Regions from separate parts of the Homo sapiens genome. Here region 1 is linked to region 2. A link is a contact called in ENCODE Hi-C data. All regions are on one chromosome and are shown on one strand. The core of a region is the stretch at or near the end of the contact, and the rest is flanking DNA. Distances in the headings are between cores, read along the strand shown.

The links. Hi-C counts contacts between places; a loop is a spot of excess contacts on that map. Pooled maps may share reads with other maps.
Region 1: a pooled map shows a loop between it and region 2 (4-fold over the local background). The contact joins the enhancer-like site here to the promoter of NUP54 in region 2. A Hi-C loop is called at or near these places in 5 of 50 pooled maps.

Annotation. Positions count from the first base shown.
Region 1 is chr4:77,192,087-77,197,043 of GRCh38, reverse strand. It overlaps LOC107986292 (a long non-coding RNA gene), which reads right to left. Exons shown (of 4, transcript XR_001741742.1): 4 at 4,471-4,833. Among named protein-coding and RNA genes, the nearest start is that of CCNG2, 37 kb to the right of the region's middle. RefSeq lists an enhancer at 3,140-3,189. Within about 2 kb of position 3,428, at least 7 of the 41 ENCODE cell types and tissues checked have a DNase peak (open chromatin) inside an H3K27ac peak, as active enhancers do.
Region 2 is chr4:76,145,386-76,150,256 of GRCh38, reverse strand. It overlaps NUP54 (nucleoporin 54), which reads left to right and starts at 1,860. Exons shown (of 12, transcript NM_017426.4): 1 at 1,860-1,949. The coding sequence starts at 1,883. It overlaps LOC124900718 (a long non-coding RNA gene), which reads right to left and starts at 1,708. Exons shown (of 2, transcript XR_007058144.1): 1 at 1,655-1,708; 2 at 1-1,050. RefSeq lists an enhancer at 1,751-1,910.

The DNA of each region.
Region 1 (4,957 bases), core at 2,179-4,678, 1.0 Mb before region 2:
CAAGCTTGAGGCACCTCCCTCATCAGGGACTGATTCGGAGAACTCTAGTGGGCAAGCACCTCAATAAGCAAAAGTATGTTTAGACCCCTCAGACTGTTCCAATGCCTCGGGGATTCTCTGGGCTCCTTGCGGCAGCAGGCCAGCAAGGGGTTCTGCTTACATGCTTCCTGCCACACCTAGAGCAGTCTTACTTTGCTAGATTATGTCAAGATTCTAAAGACTTAAAAGTTACTGGCCCAAATTAAACATGTAATCTGTGTAGATTGGGAGGAAGTGGGTCTTGATAAGTTACCTTTAACAAATCCCTCAAGAAATTAGTTTCTCCTAGAGTCAAGAGTTTCAGTACACCTGGTTCCAGTTTCTATCACTTAGTTCTCACCTTCGACCACCTGTAACTTCTCTCATCTGAATGGCTGACAATTAGGAAGAAAGTCGTCTTCAGCTAGGGACTGTTTTAGACAGGTTTGATGCCAAGAAGTGACATGGCTACCATCAGTTTCCTGGTAAAGAAGCCACTAGCCTCTGGCATCAAGCAGCTCTAGGTAGACACTAGACACTAAGCAGGAACCCCAAAAATAGGTTGAATCCGAAATGGTCTTGGCACAACTGAGGATTTTCAAAGTAATGCTATCCTAAGGGATAGTAAGGATTTGAGCTACTAAAAAGCTGGGTTCTCAGGCAAGCTTTAAGAGACATCAGGAGTTCAGATTGGAGTGAGGCCAGTTGCAAGACAGACAAACACGCATCAGGCCAAAGCTCAGAAGTACATAAGCAGCCTTAGGAATGGCGGGAGTGCCATTGACAAATCCTGCACTACTCCACATCTTGTTCTAAAAGGAAGTTGATATTTGAGATGTTTCAGCCCCTTCTACCTTGCTCTCCAGCCATAACTTTAAACTTGTCTCCTAAGCCATGTGAGTTTTTCTAGAACTATGTGGCATGCCCCAGAAGCCTATGCAATAACACCTACATATAGACATCAGTTCCATAGGACTCACCTGCAGTTGAAACTATAGTTAATTGGGTCGGTAGTAGATATTTTGCTCTGCCTGAGGTGGGAAAGATGAACTTTCCAGTGTCTTTACTGTTAGCCTAGGTGAAAAGTCCTGAAGACCCAGTGATCTATCAGTATTAGTTTGGATTTTTGGTTTTTTTCTTTGAGACGGAGTTTTGCTCTTGTCACCCAGGCTGGAGTGCAATGGTGCAATCTCGGCCCATTGCAACCTCTGTCTCCCAGGTTCAAGAGATGATTCTCCTGCCTCAGCCTCCAGAGTAACTGGGATTACAGGCACCTGCCACCACGCCCAGCTAATTTTTGTATTTTTAGTAGAGATAGGGTTTTCGCCATGTTGGCCAGGCTGGTCTTGAACTCCTGACCTCAGGCAATCCACCCGCCTCAGCCTCCCAAAGTGCTGGGATTACAAGCGTGAGCCACCTCACCCAGCCCAGAGTATTAGTTTTGAAGTAAAGTTGTTTATGTAAAGTTAGTTTTTGTTTCCCTCGGCTTTTATAGTGGTTGAAGTTTACAAAAACGGGAAAAGGATTAGGGAGATAAGGCATCCGTACCATGCACTTAAATTTGACCAAATTCTTATTTGGCAGGACTAAGTCACTGCTGTATTAGCTTCTGGAGTCTATAAAAGCAGAGAAAGTTTTGCTATCAGTAAAAGGACACAAGTACAGGTGAGAATGCTACAGGATGACTAATCAGAAGACTAGTTTTTAATGTTAAGCAACTGTGGAAAAACAAGGCCACCTATTCCCATCCTTGACCATCCTGCAGGAGCCTTCCCTGCCCCAGCACCCCAGCTCTAATTACAGCACTTAACTAACAGTGTTGGAAAGCCTTGGGCTTCGAGATCCCAGACCTGTCAAGTGACTCTTTGTCAAGTGGATTGTCAGCCTGGGAGACACATCCCTTGATCAGATTATCTACATGAAGGAAAGAACTCTGCTCTTCTCCTTGAACCCTGCTTTGTAAGGACAGTGTGAAGAAAGTAACTCCATGCTGATGGGGATGAGGGGAGAGTGCTTCATGTCCCTACCCATGTATTTATTCACCCTTGTTCAGGTTAAGGCAGGTGGACCTACATGACTGGACATGGTTTTAAAAAGCACTTTTCTGTAGCTGGCACGCAAGAATTACGATATTTAAGCTATGTAACTTGCTACCATCGCACCTGTGAAATTGTCAGTCAAGATAATGAACATATCCATCATGCTGTGTACTTTTGAGTCTGTCACTAAGATGCCACTTTATCTTTTCCATGACAGATGGTTTGCCTTTCCTAGTAAGCCTAAAGGAAGTGTCCATTCTCAATGCTAACGATCTGTTCAACTAGATGAAATTTCCTGTTTCAACTACTAAGTTTCTAACTGCTATCAGAAGTGCTTTCAGGTGTGTCAGTCTGACATTACCTGAGGCTTGCCAGTCAACGAGTCTCCCACCTCCACAACCAGGTGGAAGGTCAGTTGCAGCCCACAGGTTGCGTGTCTTCGAGGCAGACAGCTGCTTTCTGCTGAATATGATTAAGATCCTAACTTCCTAGTAAGGAGTCTTAAAAGCCACATGCTTGAAGTTCATTTTAGTTTTTTTTACTAATAGGTCACAAAGGGACGTTTCCTACCCTCAAAAAAAAACTAATTCAAAGTTGATCTACATTTTCTTATGGTTTTCATCGAAGTGGATCTAATTTTTAGTCTCTGAAGAGATGAGAAGCTAGCTTTTTAGTCACTTTCCACCATTACTCCAGACAGGTGTTTAATAGAGACTTTGGGATTCCAAATAGCTAAAAGGAAGTTCTAAAGATTGCTGCGCTTGCTTTAAACGTAGAACCTCTAAACCCGTGTATTTCTCTTGGAGTTTACGTAACTTCAGTAAGTTAGCTATAAGAGTGGCTTTGCTAAAGTCTATGGTAGAGATTAAACAGAAGTCAAGAGACAGGAGCCTTCTCAGCAAGTAAGGCTTGAGCATGAGAGAAGAAACCTCAATTCAAGATTGTATCTTAAGCTTCTAAAAGAACAAACTCTAAGAAAGCACAGTAACTGGAAGAGGCAAGCCTGCTAAAAACGACTTCAGGGAGTTGCTGTGACCTCCTAGGAGGTATTTTCTGCCCACACACAACGCCTAGTTCCCCTTCTTTCGAGTTCCTTAGTCCGCTTAAGTGCCCTCGCTTTTTTCTTCGTTCATCTTTCACTTCTAAAGCAAGCTAACCAAAGTTCCCCCTTGAGAATTACCAAGAGCTTGGTCCTTTCCACCCACCCCTCCAGCCACCAGAGAACTTCTTAGTACCTCGCAGGCCTACAAAGCTTTGGAAGAAACCCCGCCCGACCAACCCCAAACCATCCACCAGCGGAACAACCCACAGCCCCGCCAGGCTTCCTCGCCTTTTACACTTGAAGCCACGCCTTCCCCCTGGGTGAGGACCAATGAGAAAGCGTAGGAGCTACTTCAACTCCGCAATTGGTCCCAGACGGCTGCCAGGTGAAACCAAGCCTCTGGACGCCCCAGGGCTTTCTCTTGGGGCTTCCTACTTTAGACAGGCATTTCTCCCCTCCACCCGCTTTTTTTTTTTAACTACATTGTAAAGGCTGTTGAGTATTTTGAGAGAATAATTTAGAGTCACCTTCAAAAAGTGGCTGAATCAATTTCCCTTCCAGCACTTAGACAACATGGAAGATGTTTAGTGTGCCCTAAAGAATTTCAGAAGAAATATGAGTAGCTATTTGGTCAGACACTGGTGTTGAACACAAATATCCTTACCGTCAGACAACGCTGGTATTTCTCATCGCTCACCTGTGCGTGTTATGCATTTATTCGTTCATTCACAAGTATTATTGAGGAGGATGACTCAATGGAAGCAAGGAAGTAACCCAGTGAGGCTTTGGGTTTTGTCTGTGCTTCGCAAACGGCGGGCTAGAAAGTATGAGTATCCTCAGGACTCACATGTTTCTGGAAAGTCATTCCACTTGTACATTTGGGGATAAAAAGATTTATTTTATATTAAGACAATAGTAATCCAAACCAATATAAATAAATGAATGGGAAAAGAGATAAATCTTTCTTGCAGAAAAAGTTCAAATAATATATGTAACTCCCCACTCCAGGAGGTGGAGTTTAATCACCACACCCGTTCCTTGAGTCTGAGCAAGTTTTAGAGAATCCCTTCCAAAGAACAGAGTAGACGAAGGGAAAAGTAATAACTGTATAGTACAGAAACCTCAGCCGGGCGCGGTGGCTCACGCCTGTAATCCCAGCACTTTAGGAGGCCTACGTGGGCGGATCACGAGGTCAGGAGATTGAGATCATCCTGGTCAACACGGTGAAACCCCGTCTCTACTAAAAATACAAAAAATTAGCCGGGCATGGTGGCGGGCCCCTGTAGTCCCAGCTACTCGGGAGGCTGAGGCAAGAGAAAGGCGTGAACCCGGGAGGCGGAGCTTGCAGTTAGCCACGATCGCGCCACTGCAGTCCAGCCTGGGCGATAGAGCAAGACTCCATCTCAAAAAAAGAAACCTCGCAGGCACTATCTTAACCAAGTGATCCAGATTAATATGATCAAAGATAAACCATGTTGCTATTATGTACCCCCTGATATGATGAGAAGAGCACTTCGCTCCCATGGTATGCTTCTTCAAACCCCATACCCCTAACATAATCATAAGAAAAACATCAAAGTCAAACTGACAGCCATTCTACAAAATGCTGACCAGTAATCTTCAAAACAGTTAATCAAGGTTATGGAAATAAAGAAAGACTGAGAAAGTATTACATACCAGAAGACACTATAGAGACGTGATGAGTAAGTTCAATGTCATACCCTGGATGGGATTCTGGAACAACAACAACAAAAAAATCTATATTAGTGAAAAAAAAAAACTGGTGAAATCCAAATAAGTTTGGAGTTCTTAGCAATATACGAATGTTAATCTTTTCGTTTTGACAAATGTACTGTGG
Region 2 (4,871 bases), core at 611-3,110:
TTGTTTTTTTAAGGTAAGCTAAGTACTTAAGCGTTAGGCTATGTGCTAAATCAGGGGTGTCCAATCTTTTGGCTTCCTTGGGCCACACTGGAAGAAGAAGAATTGTCTTGGGCCACACATAAAATACACTAACAATAGCTGATGAGCTTTAAAAAAAATCGCAAAAAACCTCACAATGTTTCAATAAAGTTTACGAATTTGTGTTGGGCTGCATTCAAAGCCATCCTAAGCCATGAGCCACATGTGGCCTGTGGGCCGCAGCTGGACAAACTGCTGGTAAATCAAAGCTCCTTAACATGCTAAGGAAGGTCTTTCAAGATCTGGTTTCCACCTATCTGTCATTCATTCATTATTTATTTCCCCCTGTTATATGCCAGGCACTTGTGATGGGCATGGAACAAGAGGGACATGGTTCTTGCACTTATGGAATATATACTATTGTAAGGAAAAATTAGATTGATAAATTATCTGTGACAAACAGTGAAAGAAGGCAGGGCAGTGGGTATGAGAGCATACTCAGTTTGTAGGAGTCAGACACGGGTCCACCATTCACCAACTTGCCCAAGCCAGAAAGCAGGAGGTTGTCCTTGAATCCTTACTTCCCACGTCCAAATACTACGAGTCTCATATATGCTATTTCTTAAGTATCTCTCAAATTTATTCTCCTAATTCCACTGCCAGATGTAATCCAAGTCATTATCATCTCCTACCTGTGCAACTACAACAGACTCCTAAAAGCTCTATCTTCCTCAGGCATTCTGGCTCCTTCCAATCCATTCTCCTTATGGCAGCCAGAGGGATCTTCTAAAAACAAAATTCTAGTCATACTAGTCCTCTGCCTAAAACCCCTTAAAGGTTTCCCATTACCCTCAAGAAATAGTCTGAAATCCTTACCATAATTTACAAGGCAATATAATATAATGGTAATTTTTACAAATTGGGACTCTGGAGTGGAGAAACATGAGTCCAAAACCAGACTCCAGAACCTACCTGCAAGGTGACTTTGGGCAAGCTGCTTAACAACTCCAAACCTCAATTCTCTCATCTCACCTGCAAAATACAGTTACAGAATCTTCTCTATTTATTTATTCTGAGGATTAAATTATATTACAAGTACAACAGAGGGGGCCCACTCTTCCCCTCTTTTTCAGTGCTCCCCTTAGAGCTGTGGTTAGGAGTATTTACTCTGTAAACAGCCTGACCCTTTGGTACCTGTTTCCTCTTTTATAAATTGGAGATAGCAGCAACCCACCTCATAAGATAGCTGATTAAATTATGTAAAATGTCTAGAAGAGTGCCTGGCACATAGTAAACGCAACGTGTTTGCTACAATTCCATTCGCTTTCATTTCTTCCAACGTGCATCCTCTTTACTGCTTCTGCTCCGTCTACTCATCCTTCAGCACTGGGTTCAAATACCACCTCCTCGTGGGTGTTGGGGGGGTTCTCAACCCCAGCCCTGCTGCCCGACCTCCCAGGCCCGCTAGTTGATGAGGCAGCAACTTCAACCCTACCACATACAAATTCTAGCTGTCTACCGCGTATCCCTACAGTAACAACTTCAGCCTCTGCACACCTTTCCCAAAGAACCTCCCTACGGCAGTTTTTAAAGGACTCTCAGGCGGCACACCCTCGCGAGCGTCCCAGCATTTTACCTTAACAGTGACACCCCACAGCATGTGAAGCCCACCGGAAGTGAGCTGGCTGGGGGCGTTCCCTCACAACCACCCACCTCCTACGCCCTTGGCGCCTTCCGGCCTCTTAGGCTAGGTCAGAAAGGAGGCGGAACTCGGTGATCTGACTGGCGGTTTCCCGGCCGGACTGAGAAGGGGAGCGCGCTGCGCGTCGCAGGAGTAACCTACTTGGTCTCCTGCTTTCGCGACATGGCCTTCAATTTTGGGGCTCCCTCGGGCACCTCCGGTACCGCTGCAGCCACCGCGGCCCCCGCGGGTGAGTGATCCCCCTAGACCTTCACCCGGGAAGAAGGGGAAGGGTCTGGTCCGCCCCCTCTGTCCGAGACTCTCCGACCTGGGGATCCTGGAATCTCCCGCCGACGCGGAGACTTTAGAGGCATTGGAAAAGGGCGGGCGGCGGCAGAGTGGGCCGAGGCGGCACCCGAGGAGGCCACGGGGGTACTCGGGGTCCCACTAGAAGCTCGCTTGCCGCGCGTGAGTTTCCACAGGGCCCTGGCTTGAGCGGTTCGCTTCCCGCTGCCGGGGAGTCCTACTCAGAGAAATTGGAGGTTGCTTCCCTCTCCCCTTGCCCGAGAACCTCCCTCCCCTCTGCACCTCAGCCTCCTGGATGGGCGGGAACGCTTGCGTGGTTCCCGCTGCCGGACTCGGCGAGGATAGGGCTGGGGATCCACCGGCACTGCCCATTGACTCCCTTAGTTCCACCCCCGGCCCCCTGTGGTCCTCGCTGTGGGGTTTATCCGTCATGCTTCTTCCATCTGCCCCACCCCACCCCCACTCTGCTTTCTTAAACTGTTTGGAGCAAAACCAGGTTTGTTCACTTCTGTGAAACCTCCTGCTGATTCTTCTAATCCTTATCTTGCTTTCTTTTCTTTTTCCCTCTCCCCCTTTTTAAAATTTTGTTTCTTTGCCTACACGCCTATCAGGATTTGGTGGGCTTGAGACTGCCAACTCCACCGCCAGTGGGTTTAATTTTGGGGGTTTCGGATTAACTGCTAATCCTGCAGTGAACTTTAATATTGGGAATTTCGGTGTTTCTACTACCTCGGCGACTCCGTTCAATTTTGGTAACAGTCTGGCAAGTGCAGGTAGATACTGCGGGTTGTATGTGTAACCAGTGTTGGGAGCTGGAGTCCAAGAATATTGTGGTTCCTGGAGTTTGGGAAAGAACAGTTACTTGTCTAATAGGGAAAGGAAATTTATTTCCTTATCTCGAATCAAAAACATCTGTATCAAGTTTTTACTGCCTTAAAAGATGTGGTTTAGGAAAGTTTTGCAAGTTACAGTGTTCCTTTATTAAATGTGCACTTATCTTCCAAATGATAAGCATTTGGATTATAATTTTGAATAGATCTTTAAAATTATTAGGTAGGACTTCCAAAGTATAAACTCACCACCAGTCAAGCCCATCCTGGGATTCTTGGACTCCTGCAGTCATTTTTCATTTTTTCTGCATCTTTCATTGAGATTTCATTTTATTGTCCTTGTGTTTCCAAAGAGAAACAAGTCTTATACGAACAGCAGTAACCTGTTTTGTTTTTTAACTTGTGTTATAATGATAATAATGTATTTCTTTGGTCAACTCAGCAGATTAGGATACTATAAGATGTGTAATTTCTATAAGATTTGTAATTATAGAAAGAATCCCCAGTTCTTTGCTGGAATTTTGGGAAATGCTCAAAGAGAGCAGTTTAGTTTTATGTGATATAGCATCGAATTCTAAAAGGTAAGCTAGACGTCTTTGCATTCAAAAAGATAATTATGAAGATTTTCATATGCACGTGGGTTGTTTGCAGCTCATTAGAAATTTTGCAAAACAATAATGATATATACATTTAAAATAGGTTTATGGGTACTTTACATAGTGACACTGTAGAAAAAAACTTGTTCTTCAGCTGCTCGTATATGAATTTATCGTCCATAGTCTCTTACGTTATGCCTCTTGTGCCCATGCCAATTATATGCATTTGATAAACATTATTTACTCCCTAAAAGTTAATTGGGAAGTTTGTTATTTTGTTCATTCACTGGTTACTGCAATGTGATTATCACCCTAGCATCTGAGTTGAAAACAGTTCGAAGAATATTTGAAAACTTCAAAGACAAGATGATGCATTTTAATTAAGATGTATTCGAAGTAATCACATATCACTGTCCTTTGATGTGTTTACTTTTCCTTGTTTGCTTAAAATTGGCACTGGGTAAAACAGAAATCTTACTTTGAAATTTGTGTTTCTGAATAAAGCCACCCAGCTCATAATTCAACAACAATAAATAAACTTGTTGGTATTTGCTTGATTTCATGTTCATTTGGAGTTATCACTGTTAAGTTTTGAGTTATGATAATGTAATATGTTTTAACTACTTTTATATGTGTTAACCTTCAGCAAAGGGCTGATAGACTTTCTTGTTTACTTTTTATTTTGTATACTTGCAGATCTGCTATTACTAAAACATTTTTGATGTTGTGGAGCATGATGAGAAACTGACTAGTGTTTCTATTGCGTAGCCAATTCAGATTATATCATAGTTATTCTATGGAAGTGAAGAATAATGAAAAGAAATTACAACAGTGCTTAGTACTGTGGGTGACTTTTATGAAAATGTTTATAGTTTGCAGTACTGCAGTAGAACCTACAAGTAAATAGAATATTTAGTTGTGCCTGCATGCAACATGCAGCTTACTCTTGAGTAGTTTTCCAAATCAGAATGAGGTGATTAATATAAAATGGTTGCATGTTTTTCTTCTTGTATTTTCTATATTGCAATATTGATGAATCTGTGTTGTATACCAGAAATAAATGAGATTAAAGGAAGATTCCAAAAAATCTGCAATATAATTCGACACTAATGGTTCAAACATTTGTCTTGAAAGGCTTTTTGATACCACATTGGTAATCAGCTGAAGACTGACAATAAGTTACAAAAATAACAAAACAATTTTAGATTGGCTAGCATTCCATTTATCTGTCAAATCTCTTCCTTCAAGAAACACATTCTTGTTGTTTGGAGGTAAGTATATTGGTATGCTTCCTTTGAAAAGTTACTTAGTCTTGACAGAGACTAAGTAGAAATATAAGTTAATTTAGACATAAATTAATTCACCAAAACCAAGGTTGCTAACTGGCAACAAGTCTGCCAATGTGATATGTTTGGCATGCTGTTTTCAAAACATTTGAAT